Linked DNA regions of Mus musculus: region 2 is linked to region 1. A link is a loop called in an ENCODE intact Hi-C map of the cell type or tissue named here. Cell type or tissue: gastrocnemius. All regions are shown on one strand.

Region 1 (8,000 bases):
GGGCGAGAGGGAAAGGGGGAGGGGAGGAGGAGGAGGGGGGGAGGAGGAGGGGGGAGGGGGAGAGGGAGAGGGAGGGACTAGGCCAAGCTTGGGTTTTTACAACCTCAAAGCCCACCCCCAGTGACACACTTCCTCCAACAAAGTCGTACCTCCTAACTCTTCTCATCCATTCGAACCGTTCCACACAGAAAGCAAGAAGCGATGTGGAATCACAAAACCCAGATTATAAAACAAAGTCGCTGAGGAATCCAAACCCAGATACCCTTCAGTCAAACTGGCCAGCAGGTCTTGCATCAGATAGCAGCGCCTCCAAGTTTCAACATGATGTAACTCATGGTACGACTCATGGACACATTGCAGAGCATCAGAAGAGTGGCACGCAGATGGCCTGCTTTGGGACTCGCCACTGGATCTCTGGCCTAAGGCCGCTTCTCAGTCCCACCATACAGTAGCAGAACTTCCTGCCCTGTGGGTAGGTTCTGTGTTTGAACCGTGGGGTTGTGTTTATTGAGTTACACAGCCACCAGTTTTATCTGCGTCTTCTCCATCTACTTGAATCCACTTCTTTTCTATTTCAACCTGGTAGGAGGAAACAAAGCACAGGTGAGGTTAGCAGACATGGCAAGGACAGCAGCTCTCTGGACTGCTTATCCTGACGAGAGACCCCGACCCCCACCCTGTGGACACAGACCCATCCACTGCCCCACACCCACTCCATAGTGAGGTTGTGGGAACCAAGTCCCCAGATCCTTCCTTTTGGAATCCGATCTGAAGCTCTCTAAAAATCATGGCTCTCATCACGTTTGTTTGAAAGCTGCCACGCTCTGAGAAGCTGACATGGGAACGGCCCTGCAGATTGAGCCCAGAGGGACATTCTGTGGTCCTTAAGGGGCTAACCCAAGAGCAGACAGGACATGGGCAGGGCCAGTCTCTTCTAAAGTACAGTTCCTAGCTGCTTGGGGAGGTGTGGCCTTCAGGGCAGACAAGAGGGCACAGTATAGCAGCTGCCCTCACTAACTTCACCAATAAGGAAAGAAAGAAGTGGGTCTCAACAGAAGTCAACGCTGACCTCTAAGTCTCCCTGGCTAAGCTTTTTTCCCTTGTCAATGATAGAAGGGAGAAGGGAGACAGACAGACAGACAGACAGACAGACTGACTGACTGGTTCTTAAGGGACAAACTAGGCATTTATATCCAGGCCAGGCCCCACCCCAGATCGAGAATCCCTGATTTGAACCAGGGTGCTTGGGGTACCTGGATGTTGTAGCAAGCTCGCTGACACACGTGCTTCTGAGGCTGGGCATCGCTCTCCACTCCCAGAGACCTCACCTCTGTCCTTGAGGCACAGGCTTCAAGCATGGAAAACTGGACAGTAGCAAATGGATACCAATCTGAGGGAACTTCCTGGTCTGACCCAAGTTCTAGTTTGTATGACAGACAATGGGGCTGATCAGGACCTAGAAGAAGCCAAACCAAAAAGTCAGAATGCTTCAAAGGCCAAGGGATATTCTACAACACGCTTCTTACTGTAGTAAGAATCCCATTAGCGAACTTCAAAATGGCCTGGAGGAATCCAGCCAGGCTGAAACCAGCAGCTCTAAAATCTATTATCACTGTATGCCTGTATCATCACTGTGTGTATATCTGTATCATCACTGTATGTATATCTGAATCATCACTGTGTGTATATCTGTATTATCACTGTGTGTATGCCTGTATCATCACTGTGTGTATATCTGTATTATCACTGTGTGTATATCTGAATCATCACTGTGTGTATATCTGTATTATCACTGTGTGTATGCCTGTATCATCACTGTGTGCATGTATATCTGTATCATCACTGTGTGTATGTATATATGTATCATCACTGTGTGTATGTATATCTGTATCATCACTGTGTGTATGTATATCTGTATCATCACTGTGTGTATGTATATCTGTATTATCACTGTGTGTATATCTGTATCATCACTGTGTGTATATCTGTATCATCACTGTGTGTATATCTGTATCATCACTGTGTGTATATCTGTATCATCACTGTGTGTATATCTGTATTATCACTGTGTGTATGCCTGTATCATCACTGTGTGTATATCTGTATCATCACTGTGTGTATGTATATCTGTATCATCACTGTGTGTATGTATATCTGTATCATCACTGTGTGTATGTATATCTGTATCATCACTGTGTGTATATCTGTATCATCACTGTGTGTATATCTGTATTATCACTGTGTGTATATCTGTATCATCACTGTGTGTATATCTGTATCATCACTGTGTGTATATCTGTATCATCACTGTGTGTATATCTGTATCATCACTGTGTGTATGTATATCTGTATTATCACTGTGTGTATGTATATCTGTATTATCACTGTGTGTATGTATATCTGTATTATCACTGTGTGTATGTATATCTGTATTATCACTGTGTGTCTATATACCTGTATCATCACTGTGTGTCTATATACCTGTATCATCACTGTATGTATGTATATTTGTATTACCACAGATCAGCTCCAACAAATGGCTTTAGTCACAAACATCAAAAAGGTTTTCTAGCCAAAGATAAGAACAATATTTATATGAAACAGATTTGGCCAGAGTGTGTTTTAGCCCCTAGAAAAGCTTTTTCTGAGTAGACTGAGTAACCCCCCCCCCCCCAGTCATTGATTAAACCAGTATTTAATTTTAGATAATACAAAGACAAACTTCACGTTAGGTCATAGGGTTTCAAAGCCTGACTTGTAAACTGGGCTCTTTTTGTTCAGGTGGAATGTAACACTTTTTTGTTTTGGTAGGATGCACTTTTTTTCACTACTGAAATTCCCTCTCACGGTCCTGAAAAGCTTCTCCAGGAACAGATTACAGTGCAGAGACAGGCATACTGGCCTTCAGTGTTTCAGTCTAACATTTATTGTCAGAGAAGTGAACTGTGGATTGTGTGGACGGTGATCTATGCTGAGTCAGGCAGGCTCTGGGCAAAACCCAGGGGGTACTGGGTGCACTGAGAAAGGTAAAGTGGGAATTACAGTGTGTGTGTGTGTGTGTGTGTGTGTGTGTGTGTGTAAGAAAGAGAGAGGTTTTGGACACACCTGTATTCCCAGCACGTAAGGGGTAGGAAAAGGAGGATTGAGGATGTAGGGTCATCCCAGGCGACACTGTGAGTTTGAGGCCAGCCTGAGGCCTTATCTTGAAACATCGAACCACAACAGTAAAGCCCTCTGTTGACTTCACAAGTGCCCCGTGGGCCTCTCACATTGTTCATAGCATTTAGCCATATCTAGTTTAATCTATCTTTAAATAAATGTAACTTTTAAAAATCATCTCAAGGGGGCTGGAGAGATGGCTCAGCGGTTAAGAGCGCCGACTGCTCTTCCAAAGGTCCTGAGTTCAAATCCCAGCAACCACATGGTGGCTCACAACCATCCGTAACAAAAAATCTGATGCCCTCTTCTAGAGTGTCTGAAAACAGCTACAGTGTGCTTACATATAATAAATAAATAAATATTTTTAAAAAGTCATCTCAAAAGCTAGGTTAAATTCCTGTGCTGCTGCTGATAGAGCTTTCATCAGAGCATATCTTTGGGCCCAAAAGCACGAATTTAAAAGACTTTGCCTAAATTTGTTTTGAAAGATAAACCACCTTTCATTCTTTTAATGTGTTTCTTATTGGAATGTTGACTCTGTAAGAGGCCTGGAGAGGCTGTCCCTCAGTTCCCAGCAGATGCTCCACCCCAAACACAGAGGACGGGACAACAGCGGCCTCTGAGCGGCTGTAAGCTATCCACATCACTGCAGGCGAGACTATATGCACGCAGGCACGCACCCACCCACTAGCACACAGAAAGAGATCAGAGAAGCAGAGAGGCAGGATTCCTAGTCCTTCATCCTGTGTAGACTTCCGGCAGCAGCCAGGATGCAGTAGTTCACTGACACTCAGTCCACAGCCACTTCAGTTTCTTCAGTTTCTTTTCTTCAATTTTCGTTTTTTGTTTGTTTGTTTGGTTTGGTTTGGTTTTGGTTTTTTAGTGTTTTTTTTTTTCAGTTTTACATGGCTGTTGTGAGAATGGCTAATGAGAAGAGGCAGTGGTTTGGACAGAAAGTATTTACTACGTTGCCAAGTGATTTTAAGCTAGTATATCCAATTACCATACCAGCGGGGAACTGTGTGTTCTAGACTTAGACTTGAAAATGACACTGACAATTACTTAATTTTATGTATACATTGTCCTGGAAAATGTCTTGAGGAAGTTCCCCCCCCCCCCCAATGAAACGGGATGGGGAATGCATGAGAGTTGAAGACCTAATACTTTTTAAACGGTAGTCATGACATCTGCGTCACTTCTAAAAAGCTGGTGGAAAAAGTACTTTGCTCTCAAGCTTTCTGGTGTCTTTCTCCAGGCTTCTGTCCACTCTATGGTGTTTGCCAGCACACTCTTATTCAGGATTTGAGTTGAAGATTACATGTACTGTGCCTAAAACATTTTTGTCAAACTTAGAAGTGACAGAGAAAAGCCTGCTATCTCAGTACCTACCACGAGGGGGCACTGTCAGGCCTTAGTAATTATTCTGTCAGTAACTTCTCAGCTCTGGAGTGGGAACGCAAACCAGTCTCTTAGGTCGGGTTAATAGCCATTCCCTCCTGACCCAAGATACTCCATATCTGAAGCTGAGCTACTAAGAGCTGAAAAAAAAAAAGGATGTCGGAGAACCAAATCGCAGGGTTAAGAACTAAGAAGCTGGTAACAGAGGGCGAAACAGGGATGAACCTCGGGGAAGAGAAAACTGTAGTTGAGGGCCTACAATCATCTTTCTAAACCCCAGCTGCCTCCACATGGCGACCCGCTGCCTCCACTGTCTTTGTGCCAGGGGAGACAGTTTGGAAGTCTTAGTACCATGTTCTCATAGATCAATTTTGAAATCTACCCTTTTGAATCTCCCATGGTAGACAACGATCAGAATCCTGGCTCTCATTTCCACACACAGACACGCACACAAGGAAAGGAGAGCACACAGCTAGCTATACAGCCTGAGGCTGTTTTCCCTTGGTGCTTAGACACTGTTGGTACGAAAGGGTCCAACAGAGCGTCTGTGCAGAGTGGAGGTAATCACTGTGAATTTCTTGTGAAAGTGAACCTGCCTGCCTACATCATGGAGTTGTCCAAGAATGTGTGATGTGAACACACATTGGCAAGAATGTGTCACGAGAGGATGCCCCTTCACCCTTTCACTTCACCAACTTACATTATCTCCAGGAAATTCCACCCAGCTCTGTGCTGGATTCTAGGGAGATGCAGACACCCACATGGACCCCTGCTCACCAGAACTGAGCTGTAACCACCCAGCCAGTGAGACTGACCCAGAAGGAGCTGCTCAGAGGCACCAGGAGAGAAGGGAGCAGCAGCATCAAGCCTGGAGATTCAGGAGAATGAGATGACCCCTACCTACAATCCAGAGAAGGTCCACCTGGGCTTCCTTCCTTCCTTCCTTCCTTCCTTCCTTCCTTCCTTCCTTCCTTCCTTCTTCTTTCCATTCCTATAAACGTTTCCTTAGTACCACCACAGACAAACTCTAAACTAGGATGGCATTTCTTTCAGTATGTTAGAAGCAGGACTCCAACACCACGTGGAGTAACTGGGACCAGTGGGATCCAGGGACGATCCAGGGACGATCCAGGGACTCAGGAAACCCGCCCAACCAGTGGCACGGGTTCCTTCCTGTCTGGGCCGGTGCCCTGAGCAGAACTTGGGCCCAAACTCTGCAGCCAGTCCCACAACACCCAGTGGAAGCTCCACTCCCAGGCACTCTACAGGCCCAGGATCAGAGGATCGTAGCAAGTCCTGGATACACCATCACACTGGCAAAGCAAGATTTGGATCTAAAATCACTTCTCATGATGATGATAGAGGACTTTAAGAAGGACATAAGTAACTCCCTTAAAGAAATAAGGGAGAACACAGGTAAACAGCTAGAAGCCCTTAAAGAGGAAACACAAAAATACCTTAAAGAGTTACAGGAAAACATAATCATTATCAAACAGGCGAAGGAAATGAACAAAACCATCCAAGATCTAAAAATGGAAATAGAAACAATAAAGAAATCACAAAGGGAGACAGCCCTGGAGTTAGAAAACCTAGAAGAGAGATCAGAAGTCATAGATGCAAGCATCACCAACAGAATACAAGAGATAGAAGAGAGAATCTCAGGTGCAGAAGATACCATAGAAAACATGGACACAACAGTCAAAGAAAATGCAAAAAGCAAAAAGCTCCTAACCCAAAACATCCAGGAAATCCAGGACACAATGAGAAGATCAAACCTAAGGATAATAGTTGTAGAAAAGAATGAATATTTTCAACTTAAAGGGTCAGTAAATACCTTCAACAAAATTATAGAAGAAAACTTCCCTAACATAAAGAAAGAGATGCCCATGAACATACAAGAAGCCTACAGAACTCCAAATAGACTCGGCCAGAGAAGAAATTCCTCCCATCACATAATAATCAGAACAACAAGTGCACTAAACAAAGAAAGAATATTAAAAGCAGTAAGGGAAAAAGGTCAAGTAACATATAAAGGCAGGCCTATCAGAATTACACCAGACTTCTCCCCAGTGACTATGAAAGCCAGAAGATCCTGGGCAGATGTCATACAAACCCTAAGAGAACACAAATGCCAGCCCAGGCTACTATACGCAGCAAAACTCTCAATTACCATAGATGGAGAAAACAAGCTATTCCATGACAAAACCAAATTTGCACAATACCTTTCCACAAATCCAGATCTACAAATGATAATAGATGGAAAACTCCACACAAGGAGGGAAACTACACCCTAGAAAAAGCAAGAAAGTAATCTTCTTTCAACAACCCCAAAAGAGGATAGCCACACAAACCTAATAACATCAAAAATAACAGGAAGGAAAAGTCACTATTCCTTAATATCTCTTAACATCAATGGATTCTATTCTCCAATAAAAACTTAGACTGGATACGTAAACAGGACCCAGCATTTTGCTGCATACAGGAAACAAATCAGTGACAATGACAGACACTACCTCAATGTAAAAGTTTAGAAAACAATTTTCCAAGCAAATGGTTCCAAGAAACAAGCTGGAGTAGCCATTCTAATATGGAATAAAATCGACTTTCAACTAAAATAACACACACAACTATGATTTACATGAGAAGAAACTTGAAACTTTGACTTAGCAAGAGATGCATGGTTTTAGCAAATAAATATGTTAAAGAAGAAGCCAAGAAGGATAGGATCCACATGAACACAGTACCACTAACATAGGCAACCTGAAGAAATGAAAACAGAACCAAATACTCCAGACTATTTGCCTCAATATGTCAAATGATCCCTCCACAAAATGGTGTTCAAGTGGAAAAGACATGATATCAATTTACATTTAGGTGCAGCAGATTCTAGTCAAAACATTCCAAGTCTCAAGTAATTTTGGAAACCTGAGTATATAATGTCCTCCAAGACTTTTGCAGTCCTGGGATGGAATGAGGGCAGTCTTCAAGCTATCCAGGCTTCCCAAACTAATTTGGGATATCCATGGCATCTACCCTGGAATTGACTGACGTAAACACATTGGAGCTTCTTTGTCAGATGCTGAAAATCTAGAGAAGAAAACCAAATAGCAACATCACATAACAATTTATAGTTACCAAATTACACCAGATTTTCAAAGCACTCTTATAAAGATCGCATTTGTTTCTCCTCCAACTCCTTCACCCTTTCTAAGACAACCACACATAACCAATACCCATTCTATGGTTGAATACATTAACACTCAAAATATTCAAGAGTGAGTTCTGAGATTCCTCACTGTGGAAGAAAAGGACAAATGGATACAATGGAGGATTGAAAGTACGGCTAACTTAAAAATCAATGATACGATAGAAACAGGTGTATAAAAGCTGGGGTCTTAGACAGATGCACTTAGCACTTAAAACGAGCAGAATGAATAGAAACA
Region 2 (8,000 bases), 83 kb after region 1:
CCCTCCCCCCTCCTCCCACCCCTCCTCTCCCCCCCTCCCTTCTGCCTTTAAAGCCCAGGCTGTGAAGAAATGCAGGAAACTTAGGGTACTTGTGCCTCAGCTTCCTGGGTCCCGAGATCACAGATGTACCTCCAGGCCCAGCTAAAACCGCAGCATTCTTAAAAACATCACTGAAACTGAAGTCCTCAGTGACTGCCTGAGTATTTTTCTCTAGTTAGGCTAAAGGGAGACAATCCACAACTTTAAAAGCTGCTACCAAATGACCCTGATGCCCCTGTGGCTCCCTGTGGCTCCCTTAGTGAAGTGTTGTTACGCTCACCCTATAAACAGTCATGGCTCTCCCTTCTCCACTTAAGAAAAGAGGAGAGAGAGCGAATTCATATTTAATGCATGGTTCATGCCCAATAGTTTATCTTACCTTCATAGCACAGCACTCAACTCCACTTACCCTTTAATTCCCTACCTCTAGCTCACTGAATGCAGGGTTTTCTGCTCCCAGACCTTCTGTTCTGCCCACTCTCCCGAGCTGACCCACACCCTCTCCAGCCTCTGCGCTGCCCGGCCCTTGCAGCTGAGCCGTGGGCCGTGGTCTCACTTACTTGGCAAGGCGAGGAGAGTGACATACGTCTGCAGCTTCTCAAACACGGCTGTCATCGTCTTCATGTCCTGGGACAGCTCCAGGTTCCTGGCTCTCAGTGCAGGTGTGCAGAGGGAAGATTCACACTCTTCTTCTAAACTGGGAACGGCAGGGTTGAAAGGTGAGCATCCTTGATGACGCCCCTTTCCTTGTCTCTGTGCAGCCCTGGTGTCCTGGAGCTCGCTCTGCAGACCAGGCTGGCCTCGAACTCAGAGATCCGCCTGCCTCTGCCTCTGGATTAAAAGTGTGCACCACTATGCTTGGCTTTCTTTTTTCTTTTATAAAAAAAAATTTTTGTCTAAATGTTTAGATAGATAGATAGATAGATAGATAGATAGGTAGATAGATAGGTAGATAGATAGGTAGATAGGTAGATACACACACATACACATACACATATACAATGTTTTATTTGTCTAAGTGCTTTGCCTGCATATGTCTGTGTACCATTTGTGTGTGTGTTCACGAGGAGGCCAGAGGAGGTTTCACAGGCCCTGGACCTGGAGTTATGGGTGGTTGTGAGCTACGTACCGTGTAGAAGCTAGAACTCACAGCCAGGCGCTCGAGAAGAACAAAATGTGCTCTTATCACTGAGCCACATCTCCAGCATGAGAGTAATGTATACTTAAGTATTGAAATTATTTTTTAAAAAGTTATTTATGTGGATGCACATGCCACCGCATCAATATGGCATCACAAGGCCATCTGCAGGAGTGGGTTCTACCCTTCCACCATGTGACTCTCAACAGCCGAGCAGCACAAGTCTTTGCCTACTGAGCCACCGTCTGCACTGGATTACGGTCTTAAAATAGACATGTGTCACTCGGCTTCTCATCATGACCTCTCGCAGGACTTTAAGAGAATCAAACAGTTCCAAGAAACAAAAGCAAAACCGTCCCATTTCCCTATGGGTAAAAACGGTGTAAGACAAACAAGAGAAGGCATGGAGGGGAGCCAGGCTGCCTCTGTACAGCTAACACCAGGGGCACAACTGCGCTGTGAACCTCGGTGGAGATCACCACAGCACAGAGCTGGACGCTCCCATGTCTGCAGAGAGGGCATGGGAACACGGGGCCTGCCTTGCTTTTTTTTTTTCCTGCTCTATGTGAGTGAATTGTTGGTTCAGTAATAAACACATAGAACCTTTGCTAGGGAAAACCTTAAATTATTTATAGAAGACATTTCATTTAACTGAATCCCTAAAGAGAATTAAATAAACAAAAACCGGTATTGCTGCTACTATAGGCTCACATTTAAACGTTCCTAATTGTCGTAGTCAGGGTTTCTATTCCTGCACAAACATCATGACCAAGAAGCAAGTTGGGGAGGAAAGGGTTTATTCAGCTTACACTTCCACACCGCTGTTCATCACTGAAGGAAGTCAGGACTGGAACTCAAGTAGGTCAGGAAGCAGGAGCTGATGCAGAGGCCATGGAGGGATGTTCTTTACTGGCTTGCTTCCCCTGGCTTGCTCAGCCTGCTCTCATATAGAACCAAGACTACCAGCCCAGAGATGGTCCCACCGACAAGGGGCCTTTCCCCCTTGATCACTAATTGAGAAAATGCCTTACAGCTGGATCTCATGGAGGCACTTCCCCAACTGAAGCTCCTTTCTCTGTGATAACTTCAGCCTGTGTCAAGTTGACACACAAAACCAGCCAATACACTAATATTATCAAAAATATATTTTACCATTTTCAACTTTAAGTAGGTACTTTAACTATAAAGTTCTTTAAATGTGGATTCTTAGTAATGTTTATTTAACAGTGCATAGTCATCAAGTAAAAAGGTCCATACATAACTAGAAAACATGCAAAGCACGGTGTGTGCCGCAGTCCCACGGTCAGGGGCAGGGAGGTGAGCTTCAGGGGCAGCCTGAGCCATGCAGCCAAACTCTGTTCCCCACCCTCAAAACAAAACAAACCTAGAAAAGTTAACAAGGAGACATGATTCCATCTCCTCCCTTCCTCTCCCCTAGTCATCTGCTTTATTCAATTCTGCTCCCAAAGGGGTTATTTAGATAGACAGATAGATAGACAGACAGACAGATGATAGAGCATAAAAATACATAGCCAGAGAGAGAGAGAAAGAGAGAGCATAAAAATGATAGCCATATAAAATAACAAATACTTCCGAGACACGGTCTTCACTCTGCTGCACACTGACCTAGAGTTTATAATCCACCTGCCCGTTTCCTACGGGCAGGGACTCAGGGTGTACTCTGCCAAGCTGACTTTGCAATGCTTTTGAAACACACTCAGTCTTCTCAAAGAAGCTGCACCAGTACTGTCTATTCTGTTTTAAAGTCTTTTTTTAAAAGATTAATTTATTCACATATTTTATATATATATATATATATATAGAGAGAGAGAGAGAGAGTGCTCTGTTTTTGCACACACTAAAATGAGGGAATCAAATCTATTACAGATGTTTGTGAGCCATCATGTGGTGGCTGGAAATAAACTCGGGACCTCTGGAAGAGCAGCCAAGTGCTCTTAACTGCTGAGCCATCTCTCTAGCCCCTGTCATAAAGTGTTTAAATCTTCTCATATGCACAAACCTTAGCATTTGCTTACCCAAATACCTGGAAAGTTTAGAATTCAGAAATAAGATGTCACATAAAATGTATTAATTCTTAAAAATGAAACTCTACTTTTAAAATATCAATAGCAAATTTACGTAGTTTCTAATTTTGTAATACTTTATATTTCAAGAAAATTTTTGTTCCATTGTATTATTCCTTAATTTAAAAAAAACAATAAAGATAACTTTGTAGTTTTCGATCAAATATCAAAGTATTAAAACTTGCCAGATGGGCCTGTTTACCCCTTAATGCTACCATTCAGAAAGCTGAGGCAGATGGGTCTCTATAAATTCATGGTTAGGCTAGTCTACATTGCAATTTCTAGAAATGTAACATGTGTAGTAAAGGTTACTGAATATTTAGGGTAGAATATTAAAGGACCTAGGTTCAGTGTAGATAAATATTTTACTTTATAATTTAAATAAGGTAACAATAATAACAATTAAAAGATATCATTTCAAAAATACCTAAGGATTAAGATTCAAATGCAGATGTTAAATATTCTAACTCCCACGAAGATATTAACAACAAAGGAATAATATGAACTCAAAGCCAAAATTTTTCTTCCAAAAAAATGTGGCCTTCTCAATTATTGAAACCACTGCTTATGGCCTTGTGCAATGCTAACAGTCAGCAGAGTAGAGGGCAGCTGAGAACCACAGCTGACTGACTGACTGACCACTCGGACTATTAACTCCAGGGCAAGCCAGGTCCCATCTGCAGCTTCCTCAGCTCCCGGCCTCTAGGGGAATGCATACCTTTTTAACTGATAAGGAAGGATCTTCCTCAGGAAGCGTACGTAGGAAGTTAGATGATCTGAAAACATTTTCAATTTCACAGTTGTCTCCTGGATAAAAAAGTAATTTCACAGTTAAAAGCGTTACCGGCCAATAAGAGCTCCCATTTTCTGCTGTAAAACAAGGAGGGAATTACCAGGACAGTCACAGTATCCTCTGTAATGCTCTCGAATAAGTGCAGCATTCCTTCCTCAAGGGGGCGGACATACGATGCGTTTTCATGAAGGTATTGGGAGAACTGAAAATGAGAGAGAAGCATTTGAATGAATTCCGCTGGAAGATTAGCATCAGCATGCAGGAGGTGGACTGGAAGTGTGCTACCTCACTTCTGGAAAGCCCCGCTAAAGCCCCAGATAATATTCTGTGGCCCTCATCCCAGTCCAAATCAAGGAAGCTGGAGAGGATGACAGGATGAGCGAACAATCAGGCATTTGAAGAAACAGGAGGAGACACAGCACAGCACAGAGGGCCAGCATCCCTGAGCACAGGGCAGACTCTGTGTTATGGTCCTCACCTCACTGTTCAAAACGAGCTTGCCTGGCAGCTTTTCATTTTACTCTGTACACGACTCAAGGTTAACAAATGCCAGGACTGAAATCAAGAGGAGTTAAAATGTTTACTATCATCACTGATATCAGTATGCAAACACAGCCCAGTAGCATATTGTGTATGCTTAGCATTTGTGAGGCTCTAGGTTAAATCCCGTCATGGGGAGGGGGGGGACCCCACTATATTTTTAGACAATTTAAAAACAAAGGGGTTTCACTTACTAAACATCTCAGCCATCTAGCTATGTTTGAGCTCCTGCTTATACACAGGCCCTACTGTCTTGTCTTCTACAACACTCAGGTGATCTATGGGAACTGCACACTAGCACCGTCCTGAACAGCACAAGCACTCCAGAGTCCATTGCCCACATCCGTAAAGTATGAGTTCTCTGCTACTTTACAACTCTAGGAATTAGTTTACACATTTTGGTCATCTTTTAGCAAAAGGTTTCTAAACCTTCAATAGTATAGACTTTCTAAGAAAATCAGAGGGACTTTCACAGGCTAAACAACAGAAGATGAAATACTGAGAAGTGAATGAATTCTTCAAAATAGTGAGGTGTTCTGCACAAATTCAGATTACACAAGTTATTTTCCTGGGCTTCAGTGGACTTGTGGGATGAGAACTGGTGAAAGCCAGGCAGTGTTGAGACACAGGACGGTAACTGGCTAACTTCTACCCAGTGCTCACTGCATGCAGCCACTCAGTACTTCATTCACCGCATATGGATCTACCTGGGAAATGGGCATGCCCCTCTCCCATTTTAAAGTCAAGGAAACCAACACAGAGGGATTTAAGTAGAGCTCCAAGGTTGGCACAACAAGACAGAGCTAGAGTGGGAATCCAAGAAGTCCGTCTTCAGAGTCCAGGTCTTTGCTAAATTAGTAAGCATTTGGGGTATCTGCAGGCATGACTATATCCAACCCCTAGAAGTACTACACTATGGGCACACACGGGCATGGGCGCGCGCACACACACACACACACACACACACACACACACACACACACACGCTCACTCTAGGAAGACTTCCTCAAAGTAGAAAAGCAAGGCTGATCACAGGTCACGTGTCAGGCCAGTAGAGCGTGCAGCAGGATTCCTTACTCCCCTTGTGTGTGAGCTGGCCTCAGTGGCATCCATGTATTATTTCTTGCCTTTGAACACTTCCCACTCAAACTGTTTCAGGGTCAGTCAGTGTGACCAAAATCACAACAGGAATGCCAATGGGGCTAGACAAGGGTCCCATAAGACTATAGCTTCCACATCTTTTGAAGCAAACTCCCTAAGAGATGTTAGGTGTGGTGTCATGAGAACATCAAACGCCCTCCGGAGGGCACATGAGGAACATGCTTCAAGCCTCCCTCTAGCTCTAACTTACCGGGCTTGTGAATAAGTAAATTTCAGCCTCTTGAGGTAAATCCCCCAGACAGTGCCGCCTTCAATGACTGCAGCCCCAGTGTCAGGGAAGTCAGGAGCCACAACTCCCTAGTCAGCTGACCAGAAAACCAGGGGATAGCCAATGTCTGCTGTTTGAAACTACAAAGTCCAGGGTATCTTACTGTCCAGTCAGACAAACTGGATATACTCATTAGCATTTTAGCTTTTTTAGTTAAATAAACTCTTGCAGACATCTTTATATCCTTTTTAGAATTACCTGGGTAGGCGGGCAAAAATCTCTTGGGCAAAAGAAAGCACAGGGACTGAGGGAAGTAGCAAGCAAATCTCTTTTGCTCTCAGTTCAGCCACACCGACCCTGCAGAGCCACCATACTAACTGGATATGCCCTGTCCCACGAGACGCCTCAGCAGAAGGAACGAGAGCGGGCAGAGTGCAGTGGCTTCCTGGCCCAACGACAGAATCACTGCCGCTGCACACGGGACAGAAACATGCCAGCCAATCAGCCCTCCCAGCAATCAAATGGAAACGACCACTGTGCCAGCACTGTCAAAACGTGGCACAGCTCTCAGTAAGGGAAGGCTTCTGCCCTCGCTCACCCTCCGGGCCTCCAGGAAAGCCACTTGGCTCTCCTGGCCTTCACCCCACTCCTCCCCTCCGGACTTCACATTCCAGTCACAAGTTCACTCAGCATCCCCTCCATCAGCCCCCCGCCCACCATGCTTTCCTGCTCCACAGTTCCTGCCACATAGCTACTTCTGGGAGTTGAAATAAACAAATAAAAACAACAATCACTGCCTCTCTTACTCCCTTCCAATCCTGCTCAGTCTTCAAGGTGCTCAGATGAGAGCAACATGCACCTCCCTGGCCCACTGGCTCCCACACGCTGACCACACTGGATGCTGGCCACGTGCTCCCTCGCTCATTCAGTGTGTCCCTTGATGGCTCCTTCTGCAGTCTCCTAATAACTCCTCTAGCAATAATCTCGTAACACCCTGAACTTGCCATACACTGTTTTCATGAAGACCATGACTTCCGATCTCTTCCCCGTCTCCCACAATACTTGGCTAATACACACAAGTAGTCTGGAAAGAGTCCCTATTTGTTGTCCCCATTTGTCCAGGGCAACAAAAGGAATTTTGAGTATTTACCTTCTGATTCAATGGTGATATAGTGTCTATGGCAGAATCAACAGGGAAAATTTGAATCCTCTGTTCTGTATAGGTGTGAAAGTTCAGAAGAGCCGGTACAAGATCCTGAACAAAAGCCAGGGCCTGCCCAGCTATATCTCGCATCTTCAGCTTTAAAATGCAAAATACACAGAGTCAAACAGTTGCTTTAAAACACTTGAACCCCAGTGACACCACGAAGGTCTACATCCACTTGCTCCCACTTGGACACCGGTGCCCTCCTGTCCAAGTTAACTTAGGAAGCCTACTCCCCAAAAACAAAAGCCTGCCTCAAAAAGGAAGACATCCCATAACTCAATTCTAATAAGAGAAAATCAAAGAAATATTTTCAAAATCAGTAGTACTATTATGTTGGCACATGCTTTTAATCCCATCCCTGAGTTCAAGGCCAGCCTGGTCTACAGACTAAGCTCCAAGCCAGCCAGGGATATGCAGTGAGATACTTTTTCAATAAAATTAAGCCATCGGTATAGTACTAGGTAAAGGTGTTTGCCGCCAGTGCCGCCAAGGCTGCTGATCAGAGTCCAGGACACGGTAGGAGGAGAAAATAAACTCAGACAAGTTGTCCTCAGGCCTCTGCCTGTGAGCTCTCCCCCCCCCAATAACATAAAAAATAAATTAAAAAAATTTTAAACCATTAGCACCTGAGCTCAATAAAAGCAATTCACACAGTTTAAAGAAACGAGCAGCACATGAGGTGGCACACGCGACGGGGAGCCAACACTGACTTGACTTCGTGGGACGCTGTGTGCCCCGCTGAGACCAAGAACACACTCACTCCATCCTTTACCTGGTGTCGCCTATTGTGCAGGGGAACATTGAGAGCGTTGTACAGATGACACTCTACA

Evidence for each region. Hi-C counts contacts between places; a loop is a spot of excess contacts. Peaks named below come from ENCODE experiments on the same cell type or tissue, not always from the same donor. Only the 100,000 strongest peaks of a DNase experiment are listed, where the experiment ranks them.
Region 2: a loop joins it to region 1, with 2.8 times the contacts of the local background. A loop is called at or near these places in 8 of 42 quality-filtered maps.

What each region holds. Positions count from the first base shown.
Region 1 is chr17:88,637,794-88,645,793 of GRCm38, reverse strand. It overlaps Ston1 (stonin 1), which reads right to left. Exons shown (of 4, transcript NM_029858.2): 3 at 1,254-1,456; 4 at 70-579. The coding sequence ends at 505. Among named protein-coding and RNA genes, the nearest start is that of Gm38460, 12 kb to the left of the region's middle. In gastrocnemius, a CTCF peak has its summit at 4,538 (motif pointing right); a DNase peak (open chromatin) is centred at 4,550; H3K27ac peaks cover 800 bases.
Region 2 is chr17:88,554,845-88,562,844 of GRCm38, reverse strand. It overlaps Ppp1r21 (protein phosphatase 1, regulatory subunit 21), which reads right to left. Exons shown (of 22, transcript NM_028658.4): 8 at 7,943-7,995; 9 at 7,114-7,263; 10 at 4,155-4,256; 11 at 3,980-4,068; 12 at 600-736. Among named protein-coding and RNA genes, the nearest start is that of Ppp1r21, 29 kb to the right of the region's middle. In gastrocnemius, a CTCF peak has its summit at 4,208 (motif pointing right); DNase peaks (open chromatin) are centred at 4,213 and 6,448.